3 separate regions of the Homo sapiens genome follow, and regions 2 and 3 are each linked to region 1. A link is a loop called in an ENCODE intact Hi-C map of the cell type or tissue named here. Cell type or tissue: dorsolateral prefrontal cortex. All regions are shown on one strand. Each heading gives the region's core, and the rest is flanking DNA. Links, peaks and the distances in the headings are about the cores only. Region 1 overlaps LOC644277 (a long non-coding RNA gene). Region 2 has its middle 25 kb from the start of LAYN. Region 3 holds the start of LAYN (layilin).

Region 1 (5,416 bases), core at 186-5,185:
GCCGGACTGTCTTCCTGCTCAGTGGCTCCACAAAGCTGTCACCAGGCAGCAAGAGGTTCCCCGAAGCATCTCGCAGCCCTCCCAGTACAAGTAGCTGAGCTGGAAGAAAGAAACCAAGGGGGCAAGGTGGGAGAGGGAACCAGCAGGGATGTAGGCAGGTGTGGCATAAGGGGAACTAGGGCACAAGGGTGGAAGTGAGCTGTGGGAGGGAAGGAGGAGGGGGAGAGGGAGGGGGCAGGGGGTAGAGCATGGTGGTGACAGGTGGAGAAATGGTCCTTTTTGGTTGAAAAGTGTCCATTAACTTTATAGAAGTACCTTGCTTCTCTTCCCCTCCCCAGGGGCACTGGAGTAGAGATGGGGAAGGGGAGAGGGAAGGTTGGGGGTAAGAGGCTGAGAGGATGAAGGGTGGAAAGAGGGTCGTGGGTGGAGTTTGTGGCTCAGATCAGAACATGGAGGGTGTAGGGGGCTGAGAGGAAGGGGACTGGGAGGCCAGGCCAGGCATGGAGGAGGGCGAGGGAGGACAATGCTGAGGGCTGCCGGGAGACCTGTGTTTTCATCCAACCCGACTCCCAGGATGGGCGAGATGCCTCCTGTGACTGGATCCTCCATGGGCCCCCCATCTCCAGAGGGGCCAAGGTCTTGGTGAGAGGATTGCAGTATGTCCTCCCAAGAGTGAGCCACTGCCTTGTTTGGGGGTGCAGATTCACAGCCAGCACGGGCACCTTGATGCCTGTGACGGGGTCTGTCATGAGAGCCCCCAGCGGGGACGTCCTTCTTGGCTGCAGGATGGGCAGGTGCGTGGCTGGAGGGGAACCTGTGGTGGGACTGGTTGGGTAGGGCACATAGGGCAGGATGGCAGCTTCTGATGTTCGGACACCACCTGGACAGGGATACAGGGAGCTGTTGGTACCCTTTAATGCACCAGCCTCCTTCAGCCCTGCAGAGCAGGACAGAGGGGCCTTGGGACCTGCCTCCTTTTACCATGCAGCTCATGGCACCTTCTGGATCCAGCAAGAATGTCAAGATGAGGAGGGGAAGGAAGTATTTACTACTCTGCTGGTCACCAAGCCCCACTGTCCAAGGAGAGAGCCCTGCGTCCTGTGCTGTGCTCCCTGGGAGCTCATTCCTGAGAGTCCCAGCAAGCCCTGCCTCATCTCTGAAGCCCAGAGCTGAGTTGGGGATAGTCAGTGGGCCAGGGGCTCACCGGCATTGGTGTCCATAGTGGGCACCAGGGTAGCTCTCAGCAGATCATATCCCAGGTGTCCAGCCTCGGGCAGCACCCTCCCAGTGTCAGGGTGGATGAAGTAGCCAGGGGGTATGGAGCCTGCGTGGCCGCTGGCTGGAAGCATCAAGGAGTTGGGGCCAGGGACCATCAACTTGGTGACGGGGTTCACACTGATGTCATCAGCACCAGGAGGGCCTGCTGGGGCTGCAGGAAAGCAATCATTGCCTGCTCAGCCCTGGGCTGGGGGCCGGTGGGAGAGGGAACATGCGGGGACTCCCTTGGCTGGTGACTGGAAGGAGCTGGTGAGAACTCCTCCCCAGCCTCCACAGACATTGTGCTCCTGAGGGGGCAGGGGTCTCATCTTTGCTAACTCCAGAGCAGTATTCCACGTGCCATTGTGATATCATTGCGCAGGCCGGCAGAGACTGGAAAAGCCTCGGGAAATGGTGGCAACAGCCTACAGGGGGGCTACGGGATTCCCAGGACTCAGCAGGCCTGCGAGACCCCAAGACAGGTTCATCATTTACCAAACTTGGCCGTTTGCCTTCATCTGCCAGGCTTTTATTTTCAGGAAGTGCCTCCGGATCTATAAAGCTATGACTTGCCATGGCTTTGTTTCTTCCTTGGTTCTTCCCACTTTCGAGGCTCCTTCTTCTTTTGGGCAGGCATTGCATGGGAAGCCCCTCCCGACCTTGGGGTGTCCGCTCTGTTTTGCCCTCTTCTACCTCTCCTCCCCTGCTGGGTGTCTGGGGGTGGAACTGGAGTTTCTACAGGGCTAGTTGCCCTGATTCAGGGCCAGGTTTCCTGGGGGGCCCTGGCTGAGGCCCAAGCAAAGCTCACCTGGCCTCAGTAGCTCCGCCCCAGTGCCGGTGCCCAGAATGCCCCAGGCCTTCAGGCGGTGGCCCTCCTGCAGCACGACCTGGGACAGGTGGCCCAGCACCGTGTCCAGCTGGGGAACTGCCCTGCAGGGGCACAGGAGCAATCAGGGGTGGGAAAAGGACGTTTTGTTTTGGCCAGTTCCGGGACCCCCTGCAGCCACATTCTCTCCTCCCCATTTCATGTCTCCCTAAGTCTGATCCAGGTTGGCCAGATCCACACTTTTCTGGGTTCTGCCCAGCCGGAGAGGATTTCTCTGACCTGGAGCCCATCTGTGCTTTCAACTGCTGCTGAACCTCCCTCAGCGTCGAGCAGAAAGAGGCCCACTGCTCCTGCCTCCCGAGGAGGTTTTGGCGAAGGAGCTTGAGTTGGTGACGAAGGCTGGCTGCGTACTCGCCTGCCAGGTGCCTCCTCCGGCTGGCCTTCTCTTCTGCAGCCCAGGCAGCTGCCTCAGCAGCCTGGGTCAGAGACAACCCTGCCTGCTCACCTGCAGGCGCTACAGCCACCAGGGACAGCAAGCTCGGGGACACCCCACTCACCTTGGGAACTCCAGAGTTATTCTGGACAGGCATGGCAGCAGCGGCAAAGGGGATGAGAAATTCCCAGAGATGGTGGGAACTGTAGGTAAGAGCTTTAGGGCCAGGGAGATGGAACAGGTTGGGGAGGTGCTAAGGGAGGGAGCCTGGACCTCAGTGAGGGGAGGGAGTTGTGTTTGGGCACAGAGACCAGAGAGGAAGGCGTGAACCAAGCCCACCTGCTGCTGCTCCCTCTGCACGCTCCTCAGAAGCCGGTTAGCGGAGGCTGGGAGGCAGCGCCTTGTTCCCCACAGCTGCTGGAGAGAACGGGCTTCACCCAGAAGTTTAAGGTAGAGGAGTTTGAGCTGTGAGAGAGGGTGGATTGAGTGTGTGTGAACTCTGTTCCCGGAGCCACCCAGCCTCTCACTGTTGTGATTGCAGCGCCCCCTGCTGCCAACAGCTGGAGAGACTCCAGAACCCCACCCCCCAACCCCCAACCCCCAACCCAGACACTTGGAAAGAGTGAATGAGGACAGACACTGGCTCGTCCCAGCCAGTCTCAGCATGCACATTCTGCTGGGGAAGCCCTGGCCCAGTTTTGGTACTTGGACTTCTAATGTATTCTTTTTGCTTCTAATGCCTGCCATCTACTGGCATAAATTTGCTCACCTAGTTGGGCTACCGAGGACTAGGGATGGAGATCTGAGAAGGAACTCCAATGGTGGCCTTGGTAGAATCCCTATTACTGGTCCGAAGCCCTAGGTTTCATGAAATCAGTTCTAATTTTAATCTGAAATCCTCTATCTCCCCTTCCCATATACTCTCCTTTATTCTGATTCCTTTAGGACTCTATGTTCCATATTCTTTGGACTCTATGTCCTATAACCAACTCTCCTGAAGAGGAGACTCTTTCTAGCCCCACATGTTCCTCCAGTCTTGGGTAGAAGTGTTGCCTGGAGCTGCCAGTTACCTCTTCCTTCGTGTGGCTGAGTTTGGCTGTCACTGACAGAGACTGCCTGAGGCAGTCTCCAAAGAAGGCCTCTGTGTCAAACCACTCCAGATCTACCTGCTCCTCAGCCTCCCAGCTCCCACCTGTGGGGGTCGGAGGGAAGAAGGATTATCCTCCTGAAATGCAAATATGAGCTTCCCTACAGATCTTCCATGCATCTTCTTCCTATAGAGCCTCAACAGTCCAGGCACAGTCTTGCTACTGAAAGTGTAGTTCTTGGGTAAGGAGCATCAGTGCTACTGAGGAATTTGTTAGAAATGCAGAATCTCAGGCCTCATCCAAGACCTACTGAAGCAGAAGATCCCCAGGAAATTCATATCTACATTAAAGTTCTAGGAGCACAAACAAATCCCAGTGTGGCTGTCTGAGGACCATGCTGTGAGTAGCAAGGATAGAAGGGGAACCCTTCAGTGTGACATACAATAAATACCTTCTGCAACTTGCTCCTCTAGATAGTACTGGTCACTGTGTAACTTGGCTGCTTTGTACACGGTTATACTATGTTTCTTTTGGAAAGTGTGTTTAGATGTCTCTTTCCTGCTCTATATTGCCTATGCCTAGTGCCCGGCAGTGTTATGACATACAGTACCACTCAGAAAAGATTTTTTGAGCAAATCAGTGGATGAATGAAGAGGAATTGAGAATTGAGCAATCTTGGAAGATGGAAAAAAGAAGCAGGAGCTGGCTAGTTGGATTTGGGGGTGCCTCTGGGATTCTAGCCCACCTGTCACTCACCAGGACCCCCCTCAACCCTGGGGGCGTCAGAGTCTTGGTGAGATCGGCCTCTCCTTATTGACATTATCCCAGTTCTTGGGGAAGTGTAGGCATCGAGGTTGCATTCTTGCTGATGTCTCCTGAAGGTGGGGTGGGGAGCAGCCTTCCGAGCCCAGCTCAGGCTGTGACACTGCATCTACAGAGTACATAATGGGGAGTGGGAAGGGAAGGGCGAGCTGAGGGAGCAGCATCCTTCCTGAAGACTCTGAAAGGAAACAGGTCGCACTTCACCGTGGTTAGGGAGCACCTCATCCTCTCTTGCTTGGACTAATTGTTTAGGTCTCTGTCGTTTTTCCCCCTCTGATCCATCTCTGTCCTCCACCCTACTGCTAGAGTACAAATAAAAGTTGGACCAGGTTTTCTCACTTGCTGAAAGTTCTTATCCCTTGCCTAGGGGTTAGAGTCCAAACTTCTTAGCAGGGCCTGGAGGCCATCCCATTTTAGTCTCCCTCCCAGTTCCAGCCTTATCCTTGTCCTCACACCTCAGCTCCAGTCATGGGAAACCCCGTTTGGTCACCAGAGGAGATGTGTGTTGTTTCATGCCTATGTGCTTGCTGTGCTCACAATACTCCCCTTCTCATCTCTGTTCCTCCTCCCCACTGCGTACCCCCTCCTCAACTTACCAACCCTCTGGTAGTACAGGGACCACATTATATTAATAATTCTCCTGTTTCAAACCTCATTCAGGCATCAACTCTTCCGGAAAGTCTGTCCTGACCTCCACCCTCTCCAGGGAGAACAGTCAACTCCTGCCTTGGTGTGCACCCTGGACATGCTTTAGCTAGCTCCATTATATTTGCTGACATGTATTTGTTTCAAGCCCTGGAGGCTTGAAACTGCACCTTTGTCACCTTTGCATCTTAGCAACTATTAGAATGCTTATCATAAACAGGAATGGAAGACCCACTTATAGGGGATTGGAGAGGTGGTCTTGTGGAGTGGTTAAGATGTCGCTTGTCTGGCTTTACTCAAAGCCCCAGGAGCAGCACAATCTCCCCCAGGAGTCCTGGCCAGCCA
Region 2 (5,416 bases), core at 132-5,131, 110 kb before region 1:
AATAAATCTTTAATTTTCTCTAATACTCAGTTTATGTTCAGATTTTTTCCAATTATCGCAAGATGTCTTTTTCTGATTAGCTTGTTCAAATCGGGATCCAAATAAGACCATCATATCCAAAATTCCTTTTAGTTAAAATTCCAATCCATCCTGAGAGTGGGGGTCTGCCCTAGAGGCAATTTGTGGCATCAACTTGGGTGTGGGACTTTTGGGGCAACCCTGGCAGGCAATACAATTGTCCGTGAGTATCTGCAGGATATTGGTTCCAGGGCCAGTGGATACCAAAATCCACAGATGCTCACGTCCTTGTTATAAAATGGTGTAATATTTGCATACAACCACATCTTGCTGTATATTTTATTTTATTTATTTATTTTTCGAGATAAGGTGTTGCTCTGTCACCCAGTCTGGAGTGCGGTGGTGCAATCGTAGCTCTCTGCAGTCTCGACCTCCCGGGCTCAACTGATCCTCCCACCTCAGCCTCTCTAGTAGCTGGGACCACAGGTGTGCACCACAACTCCTGGCTATTTTTTTTTTTTCTTGTAGAGATGGTGTCTCTCTGTGTTGCCCAGGCTGGTCTGGAACTCCTGGGCCCAAGCAATCCTCCTGCTTTGGCCTCCCAAAGTGCTAGGATTACAGGCTGAGCCACTACATGCAGTATACTTTAAATCGTCTCTAGATTACTTAAAATACCTAATACGATGTAAATGCTGCATAAACAATTGTTATACTGTATTGCTTAGGGAATAATGACAAGAAAAAAAAAGCCTGTACTGTACATATGCTCAGTACAAATGTAACCATCTAGGCCGAACTCCAGTAACAACATAACATTTTCTGGGTTTTTTTTCCAAATATTTCCTCTCTTTTTTAAAAATTTTTTTCTTTTTCTTAGCATTCATTTTGCTTTGTATTTTCTGAATATTTTCCATCCATGGTTGGTTGAATCCTTGGATGCAGAACCTGAGAATGAGAAGGGCAACTGTATTCCCTCCTGTTTTCTCTATCATACGTGCAATAGAACCAGCTCCAAATCCCCCTAACTGTGGACAGCACCCAGCCTACCCAGCAAGGTTGAGTCTCTTTTTGAGCCTGAGGAAGGGAAGATTTGGGATGAATTGTCTGCCAAATGTGGTAACTTTCAGAGCTGCCTATTCCAGCTAATTTATTCGACACTCTTATTCATTGCCTTGGAGGCTGGGGGTGTGGTGATGAAATAGTGAGGAGGTGTGTGGCATGCGGTAGGGGGTTAGGGGCAGTTCCTCAGCCTTAATCCTACCTAGCCAATCTCAGTCTTTAGTAAAACTAGCTGTTAGGGATTCCAGATCCCACCAAAGAAAAAGAAACAAACTACCACCAACCTGCTCTGCCCACTTTCTATTCCAAGCTTCTATACGTTCAAAAGAAAGTGGCTGAAATGTATGCACTGAGATGAGATGAAGGGGTTTTAAAGGTTATGACATCCAACCTGTTTTCCACCAGCAGGTGGAATAAGAGCCCTCTGGCAATAAGAGCCGGCACCTATATCACTTCCGTGTAGCACATTGATCAGCGAAAACTCGCACCTGGGGGCTTGGAATCCTTCCTTCTCCCAAGGGCTCACATGGTCTCTCCGTGAGCCCCTGGAGGGGTGAAGGTCTTACAGTGTTTGTTGTAAGCAGGCATCCTCCTGCGTGTCATGGAAATCCCCCTCCCTGTGACTCTCATGTCTGCCCTGGTTTTGCCCTCTGTCACTCCACAGAATGCCATGATTTTGTGGGGGAGGGCAGGATATATAAACCCATGATAGCTGGAAAGTGAGCTATAATTTACAGTAAAAACAGTATTGTTGTCTCAGTACAATTAGATTAAAAGAGTACAGGACTAATACTAGCTAGTATTTAATGAGGGCTTATCTGTTCTATTAGTTTGCTTGGGCTGCCATAACAAAGTACCACAAACTGGGTGGCTTAAACAACAGAAATGGTTTCTCATCATTCTAGAGGGTACGAGTCCAAGATCAAGATGTCAGCAGGGTTGGTTCCTTCTGAGGACGGTAAGAGAAATCTGTTTCGCACCTCTTGCCTAGTTTCTGGTGGTTTGCCAACAATCTTTGGCATTCTTTGGCTTGTAGAAGCATCACCATGATCTTTGCCTTCGTCTTCACATGGCGCTCTCCCTGTATGCATTTCTGTGTCCAAATTGCCTTTTTTTTTTGAGGACACCAGTCATTGGAACAGGGTTCCATGCTAATGACTTCATCTTAACTAAGTATATCCGAAATGACCCTATTTCCAAAAAAGGTCACATTTTTGAGGGATTTGGGGTTAGGAGTTCAATACTTTTTCTGAGGGGGGTGGTGGTGATGGATGAAATTCAACCCACAAAATGCATCAAGCACCTTATGCATATTTTGTGATTTTTATTATAGCAGCATTTCCAGGTAGGTAATGTTATCTTCATTTTAGAGATGAGGAAACCGAGGTTAAATAATGTAGTTTGTTCAAGATTGCACAGCCAGTAAGTAGCAGTAATAGGACTTAGAAACTCAACAACCTGATTCCAGAACCCAGGATTTTCACCTGCATTGTATTTTCTTATTTCTCCATATATCTTTACCTCCCTTTCTCTTTGCAGTTGCTTGCCAGAAATTGGTCATTATAATTAGGTAAAATTTCTATGCCAGCCTAATACTGCCACCTGGTGGTGAAAACAAAGCAGCCTCGAACTTCCTGGCAAAGTTGCATCAGGCAAAAATGCTGACAGGCCTTTTCCCTAATACACCAATGCTGTCAAGCAATGGTGAATTCTGCTTGATCCTACATATATATATTTTATTTATTTTTTTCAATTTTTTTTTAAGATGGAGTCTCGCTGTGTCCCCCAGGCTGGAGTGTAGTGGCACGATCTTGGCTCACTGCAACCTCCGGCTCCCTGGTTCAAGCAATTCTCCTGCCTCAGCCTCCCAAGTAGCTGAGACTACAGGCATGAGCCACTATGCCCGGCTGATTTTTGTATTTTTGGTAGAGATGGGGTTTCACCATGTTGGACAGGCTGGTCTCGAACTCCTAACCTCAGGTGATCTGCCCACCTTGGAATCCCAAAGTGCTGGAATTACAGGCGTGAGCCAGCAATTCTCATAAGGAGCACACAACCTAGATCCCTCGCATGCGCAGTTCACAATAGGGTTCGCACTCCTATGAGAATCTAATGTTGCCACTGATCTCACAGGAGGCGGAGCTCAGGCAGTATTGCTTGCTCACTGCCTGCTATGCAGCCCGGTTCCTAACAGGCCAGGGATGGGTCCCAGTCATTGGCCTGGTGGCTGGGGACCCTTGTCATACATGGTATTATTTTGTGTGTGTGTGTGTGTGTGTGTGTGTGTGTGTGTGTGTGTGTGTGTGTGTGTGTGTGTTTTGAGACGGAGTCATGCTCTGTCACCAGGCTGGAGTACAGTGGTGTGATCTCGGCTCACTGCAACCTCTGCCTCCCAGGTTCAAGCGATTCTCCTGCCTCAGCCTCCCCAGTAGCTGGGACTACAGGTGCGTGCCACCATGCCCAGCTAATTTTTGTATCTTTAGTAGAGATGGAGTTTCACCACGTTGGCCAGGATGGTCTCGATCTCCTGACCTCGTGATCTGTCTGCCTTGGCCTCCCAAAGTGCTGGGATTACAGCCACTGCCTCCAGCCTATACATGGTATTATTCTGTTTTAAAAACCAGTTTCTCCTGGTGCCCCGGCTCTAAAGACTCATTCTAGTCACTATTTCTTTCTGCTGTTCAAATTCAAGATTCAAGAATAACTTAAGATTCTTTAGCCATTAGTTACCATTTACTGTTCTTTGGAAGAAAGAAGGAAGGGGCTGTACAGAATAATTGGCTTTGTTGCTTCTCCATCTCTGGGCTTGCAGTTTCCTAGACCTTATTTGACACTTCTGTCTTCAGTTTGCTATCCACCATTAGGTGTGTCTTACTACAAGCTCAGAAGTAATGTGGGCATAACATGCTTAACAAATTAGAAAAAGAATCATATTGAATAATTTTAGAACTGGAAGTCACCTTAGATCACACAACCTATTTGCGTTCTCACAGGGGAGGGATGGGAAACTGTGGAGGAAAGGAATCTCCGGATTCACTTCTGTGGGGTGGCTCACATGGCTCCCTGTAGCCTGCAAGGAAATGACAAAGGTGGGGTTTGGGGTCCTGGGCCTGAGCCTGGGGCTTGGGTACTGATTGACAGCTTTACTAATGATTTATTTTTATCTTGGATCAGAGGCTTTTAGATGCTCTCAACTCCAACATCATGGCAAACCCCTGTGTGCTGAGCTTAGATGGAAGGTGTGCTGCAAGTAATATGTTACCAACCATTCCAGTACCTGTGTTTGCAGATGCTGTTCCTTAAAGAATTTCAAACTAAGAAAAGTTGCAAATACAGGAGGTGGAGGCTGCAGTGAGCCAAGATCGCATGACCCTGCACTCCAGCCTAGGGAACAGAGCGAGACTCCGTCTCAAAAAACAAACAAACAAACAAACAAACAGGAATGCTTGTCGAGTAAAGAGACCAAAGTGGTTGTCTGATACATACATTTTATCTGTCATGTGTGTCACAGTGGAAAAAAAGGTTGGGAAATACGGTTTTAAATGGTTGTCTTCGTCCATTTCCTATTGCTTGTAACAGAATACCTAAAACTGGGTAATTTATAAAGAAACAAAATGTATTTCTTATAGTTCTGGAGGCCGAGAAGTCCAAGGTTGAGGGGCTGCATGTGGGAGCGTCTTTTTGCTGGTGGAGACTCTCTATAGAGTCCTGAGGCAGCGCAGGGCGTAACACGGTGAGGGGCCTGAGGGTGCTAGCTCAGGTCTCTGTTCCTCTTCTTATAAAGCCACAAGTCCTACTCCTGTGAAAACCCATTAATCCATGAGGGCAAAGCCCTCATGACCCAATCATCTCTTAAAGACCCCACCTGTCAATACTGCCACATTGGGGAATAAGTTTCTACATGAGGTTTTTTTTGTCTTTTTTTCTTGGTTGGTTTGTTTTTGAAACAGGATGTCACTTGTCACTCCGGCTGGAGTGCAGTGGCATGATCAGAGCTCACTGCAACCTTGACCTCTGGGCTCAAGTAATCCTTTCACCTCAGCTCCTGCATAGCTGGGACTATAGGCATGCACTACCACACCCAGCTAATTTTCTTATTTTTTGTAGAGACGGGGTCTCGTTATGTTGCCCAGCCTGGTCTTGAACTCCCGGGCTCAAGCAATCCTCCTGCCTCAGCCTCCCAAAGTGCTGGGATTACAGGCATGAGCCAACATGCCTGGCCAACCTGAGTTTTGAAGGGGGCAAACATTCAAATCATAGCAATTATGAAACAAACTTACTAAATTTCCATATGATACTAGCTTAATGAATAAGCTCAAGCTCAACGGGAACATAGCAA
Region 3 (5,416 bases), core at 70-5,069, 85 kb before region 1:
GCCCAGATCTAATTACAAAATCATGCTGGTACCAGTGAACTAAATTGCTAGCTCCCCGCTGCACCCCAGGCTCATGTTTTACTGGGAGCCTATGTAATGTGTCTTATCAGTCTGTCCCCTGAAGGGCTGAAGATCATCTCAGACAAACAGATGGGATTTTACTGAGGAGCCAATAACAAATCGCTCACAGTACACACTGCTCTAGCTTGCGTCTGTGTGACTGAAGCCTTGCTGCAATGGAGACACTAGCCTCATCACTCCTTTCATTCAATCAACATTTATTGAGTGTACACTTTGTGCCTGGCACTGTGCGAGGTGCTGGGAATACAGGAACAAAAGCTACTTCCTAACCCACAGGAGCACACAGCATATGTTTCCGGATTCAAATGTTCAAAGTGAAAACCACGTATCAACACGGGGAGTAGTCCCCCTGCAAAGAGAAAGCCAAATTGTGGGCTGTGGGTGCGAACTGCTGCCACAGTGCCGGGGGTAAAATATTTTGGTTTGGGAACCTCCTCCCAGAACTTCTGGAATGTTCTTGTTTTCCCAACTTGTTTTACAGCTGCGCAGGGAGCCAGATAGCATTCATTAATTCCCAACACTGGCCAGCATATAGGGCAAGGGGCCACAGACAGATAGAACTATATGATTAGTGCTAAATGAGAAAGAGCACATACAGATTATCCAGAAAGCTCCAGTGAGTCTTCATTTTCTATTTCTTCTCTCATCACTTTCATAAAGGAATTCTCAATGAGCAACAAGTTATAAGAGTTCCACATCTTCTCCCTTTTCCTGTCATTATTTGGCTATTGCTGATAATAGAGAAACTCTAATTAGACTGGTCCAGCAGCACATTAGGAGGGTTCAAAAGCCAGACCTGCTTGCAAGAAGGTATTCAGAGAGGCTGAGGCAGGGATACCCCCGGGAAGGGGGCTGGGCCAGCCACGCTTTTGCGATTCCTCAAAGCTGGCTCCAAATTGGGCAGCAGAGGAGGGGCAAATGAGCCCCCAGGAACTTATCCAACCTGGCCACCGGCATAACATAAGCTGGAGTTGAATTTCCTGACAACCCCCACTTTCCATGTTGGATTGTCAAGGGAAACATAACACCTTAAGCGAGTTTCCTGTATGGTCCAGCCTGGCCACACATCCGAAGTCTGCGGGTGAGTGCCAGAGACCGTCAGAGCTGGAAGGAGGCCCGCGGGCCTATCTGGTTCTCCTGCCTTCAGGAAGTGTCCTTCTCTTCTCATTTGCAGGAAGGCGAAGGGTGGGAGGGCCTTCTGTTCCCCGCGACCAAGGACAGAGCCCACGCAGCCCTAACCCAAGCAGCTCAATTCAGCTTCCCACCTCTTTTGCCGCCCCGCCCCCATCCTGAAACCAACTTTACATTCTTTAAATTAGTTTCGCAAGCCAGGATGCCAGAGTAGAGGAGGTTCCCAGTCTCCTCTGTCCCGTTTGGTCAAGCTGTTGGCACCCGCAAAAAGGATCTGAGAAAAGGGCACGGATGTTCTCCCCCCGACATGCAGAACAACTGAAAGAAGCCAGAAGCCAGAGCACTTTACCTCCTCTGAGGTCCAAATCCGAGGCTGCAGTGACACAACAGGAGGAAGGAAGCAGAGAGTCATTCCCCGGAGTCAGGTGGGGCTCGTCCCACACTAACTGGAGTTCTTTCCCGATCTCTAAGCGCTCTCATACCGGGCGCTCGACCCAGCCATCCAACCCCGCAGAAGAGACGAGGAGTAACAGGCAGGGTTCCCACGGCACCGGGGATCCAGCATCCCTACCCCGCTGTCTCTGCGGCCGCCTCCCGGAGCGGGCGGTAGGCGGGGGCCAGCTGGCAAGCCTGCCCCGCGGGGGTGGTCCCAAGGACTGATTCGATGCGTGTAAAGGAGCGGGCCGAAGGGGCACCCACTGGGGCAGGTTTGCCCACTGCCCCACCTCTCCTACATTCTCCAACCCACCCCCATAACTCTGGACTGGGAACGGGCTTCGAGCGTTCCAGGACGCGCAGGGAACTGCGCAGCTCCGGGAACTGGCGTGGGTCTCAGACGCCGTGCGACTGCCCCCAGAACGCAAGAGACTCCGAAGGGCTGCGTCTGGGAGTGGGGCATGGGACGGCCTTCTAGTCCCATACGTGGCGACCCAGAAGAGGGTCAGCAGCAGCTGGGGTGCAGTGAGCCCACCCCGGCACCAGCCCCCGCCCCAGCGCGCGCACTCACCACTCAGCAGGCGACCCGTCGCGGCCCGCAGCCCCACCAGCAGCACGGCCAGCAGCACGGCCTGTAGCGCGGTTCCCGGCCTCATGGCCCGACTCGGGTGCGCCCCCCGACACTCGGGCGCTACGGCGGTGGAGCGGGCTGGCGGGCAGAGGCGTGCGCGACAACTGCAACCGCGGCAGCAGCATCTCTAGGCCACCGACGGACCGCACGGGAGGCGGGGGGGAGGGCGCGGAGTCAGTCGGTCGCCCCTCCGCCCCCTGGGACGTCACTGCGAGGAGGGCAGCCCCGCTGGCTGGCCCGCCCCCGACAGCCTCCTCCAGCGAGGTTGGCGCCAGACACTCGGCCAGCCAGAGAGGGGCGAGTCGCAGAGGGGAACCAGCTCCCTGTCCCCCTCCGAGCTTCCCTGGGAGATCCCGCGTTTGCCCGAGGCGCTGGGCGGAGGAATACTTCAGTCGGGCCCCTAGGCAATCTGATAACGAGCACAGTGTGCCTAAAACTAGCACCACATCTCACCCCTCCTCTCCCGCTGACCTTAGCCAAGTTCGCCAGCTGTGCGGGTGCACCTGGAGAGAGAGGCGATGCGTGGACTCCTACCTGGGGCTCAGCAGGCCGCAGTCCCAGCACGAAGGGCGACGCCTGAGCAGGGAATGGTCGATGCAGAGAACAAACACTCACGCAGGCAGTGTGCCCACCGGCCAGGAAAGTTATGGGACACCGCGCGGATGGCATCCAAAGAACTTGGCTGAGTTGGAGCCCTCCCGACTGAAAGGAAAGCGGCTTCTACCAGAAGCCAAAAGATGTCCCAGATCCCTGGAAGGAAATGATTCTGTTTTTTGCAGGGAACAGGTTGGGAGGTGGGGGTCATAGTTAGGGAGTTCAGCTTTGGCCCCTCGCCCCGCAGGAAAGAATGAAACTATTATCTCAGGAAAAGCTTTCCTAACCTAGCCCTCAATGTGTGCTTCCTCTTGTAAACTCCCAAAGTAGGTGTGTTTCACTTTGGTTTCGTAAACAAAATGCTTTTAAATATAGTCAAGCAATAGAGTGAGCCATCTGTCCAAAGATTAAGGCACTAAGTAGCAGAAGGTGAATCTGACTTTCTGCCTTTTCTGCCACACCATGCTGCTGTGAAGCATAGCAGAAGCCCCATCTGGGCCACGACCTCTGGATTTTGGTTCCAGCTTGCTGCTTCTTACGTACTCTTTCTGCTTTTCAAAACAGCCAAGAAAGCAGTGATGCTTCTAAGGCCTCTAGCCACTGCAATTCTAAACAAACAGCCTGAATACAGGCTGGGGGTGAGAGGGGAGTGGGATGAATTTCAGTATCAGCTGAGACTATGGGGGAGCTCTGCTGCGGCACGTAACAGCTAACAGCGGTTGTGGCAGGATGAGGCCTGACCTTTATGGCAAGATCATTTATAGACCTTCCTTCTGTCCCAGTTAGAATACGTCAATGTCACATCTAACACACTTTCTTCTTAGAAATTCTTGGTTATCAAAACAACTTGAGAGAACTGTTATGGTGAAAAGAAGCACTGGAGTTGGCATTTGAGGGTCTGTTTCAGATTCTGCTCTTCATTTAATGTCTGTGTGGCCTTTGGCAATTCCGTTTGCCTAAGTTTCACTTAACTGTTGGTAACATTAACAGTTGCCTTAAGAGTTTAGTGAGTGTTTGATAAGGCAAATATATATGTAAATGTTCAGATATCTAGGCACTTAATGTCAATTGAAAAGGATTTATTTCTAATATTATAACATCTGCTACAACTTTAAAAAGCTGTTACATAATTAAATCGTGTCCCGACTTCTCGCTTTGATACCCTGGACCTTGGTTCAGATGGATTTTGTTAGGGTATACAGTCAACCAAACCTGGTAGATTACAATAACGGCCCCAATTCTCCACACCTCCCTGTACCCATATCCTTTACCATATGACTTTGTAGTTTCTCTTTCTAAAGAGGCAGAGTATATTTCCCCACACCTTGACTTTGTGTTTGACCATGTGATTGACTTGTTTGGCTAACAGAATGAGTCAGTTCTGAGCTTAGACCAGAAAGGCCTCATATTTCTTTTTCTTCTCTGCCACTCTCTGAGAGGAACATACCTTAGATATCCCACTGGTCTATGTGTATCCCTAAGAGGATGACAAATGGAGCAGAGCTACCTCAGGCAATTGACAAACTTGCAGTAAGAGACAGAGCTGCTCTAGGTGCTGTAGCTTGAAGCAGAGCTCTCTGGCTAAGCCTAGGTCAGCCAAACTAGATCACACAAAACTGCAGATGTGTGAGCAGTAATAAATGTTGTTTTAGACCCCTTTGTTATGCAGCATTGTTGCAGCAATAGCTAACCATTACACTTGGCAATGTAGGGAGGTATCACTAGGGGAAGGCTGGTTGCCAAGAAAGTCCACAAAGTAGAATTTTTCTTGGTAAAATTACCCTGGTCCAGGGTCCAATTCCTAGTTTAACATGCTCAAACCCAATCTAAGAGACTAATATATTTACACATTGAGAAATAGAATTGTCAGGTAAACTAATGCTTGCATTGGCCTGTTGAACACATATTCTCCCTCTGGGCAAAAAAGATTTATCAGCATGGAATCAGAATGAAAGGAATTAGTTATATGATTTAATAGTTTAGGCTTTGATAGCCTGCTGTGTCCATCTTCACAACGAAGACCTACCTGCCAGGCAGACAGATACATCAACCAGACAGGATACCTTTTATTCTTGCTGGTGCTAGGATGGGGCTGCCAATTTATAACTTTCAAAATTTTCCTTTCCTAGGCCTGACTACCTTCCTTTTGTTCCGAACATTTTTCTTCAAATAGCGTTGTGCCAGAACCTTGTCATTGTCCCCTAATATCCATTCTCCACTTCTTTTGGCTATAGAATCCCTGAATTTTAATTAGACAGAAGCCCCCTCCCCATTTTCTAAAGACAATTTCCAGCCTCCCTTGCAGCCTGATGTGTCCTTGTGATTACGCTCTGACCAGTGGGCCACCCAGTCTTCTGTTGGCACAGTGGATGGGGGCTGTGTCTTATGAAAGCTATGTCCAAGAGTTCCAAGTGGAGGCCAGTAGTGATGGAAATGGTGGTCCTAAATAGAGCTGCAACCTCTGGGTAACCCTCTTACCCTAAATACATGTTGCTTACCCAAGAGTCAGACTCCTGAGATTTCATCATTGGTAACTGATTTCCT

What was found. A loop is a pair of places that touch in the nucleus more often than their neighbours do. Peaks named below come from ENCODE experiments on the same cell type or tissue, not always from the same donor. Only the 100,000 strongest peaks of a DNase experiment are listed, where the experiment ranks them.
Region 2: a loop joins it to region 1, with 4 times the contacts of the local background. A loop is called at or near these places in 20 of 110 quality-filtered maps.
Region 3: it touches region 1 in a loop (2.3-fold over the local background); 10 of 110 quality-filtered maps call a loop at or near these places.

Annotation. Positions count from the first base shown.
Region 1 is chr11:111,452,528-111,457,943 of GRCh38, reverse strand. It overlaps LOC644277 (a long non-coding RNA gene), which reads right to left. Exons shown (of 4, transcript XR_001748381.1): 4 at 4,399-4,535. It also overlaps a transcript of BTG4 not described here. Among named protein-coding and RNA genes, the nearest start is that of MIR34BHG, 55 kb to the left of the region's middle. In dorsolateral prefrontal cortex, for the core only: a CTCF peak has its summit at 3,039 (motif pointing left); a DNase peak (open chromatin) is centred at 3,063; H3K27ac peaks cover 1,826 bases.
Region 2 is chr11:111,562,596-111,568,011 of GRCh38, reverse strand. No RefSeq gene overlaps it. Among named protein-coding and RNA genes, the nearest start is that of LAYN, 25 kb to the right of the region's middle. RefSeq lists an enhancer at 2,547-3,050. In dorsolateral prefrontal cortex, for the core only: a CTCF peak has its summit at 2,683 (motif pointing left); a DNase peak (open chromatin) is centred at 2,701.
Region 3 is chr11:111,537,731-111,543,146 of GRCh38, reverse strand. LAYN (layilin) reads right to left here and starts at 2,427. Exons shown (of 7, transcript NM_178834.5): 1 at 2,219-2,427. The coding sequence starts at 2,303. RefSeq lists an enhancer at 2,645-3,324. In dorsolateral prefrontal cortex, for the core only: a CTCF peak has its summit at 2,489; DNase peaks (open chromatin) are centred at 1,228, 1,768, 2,476 and 2,908; H3K4me3 peaks cover 2,851 bases; H3K27ac peaks cover 3,819 bases; H3K27me3 peaks cover 1,744 bases.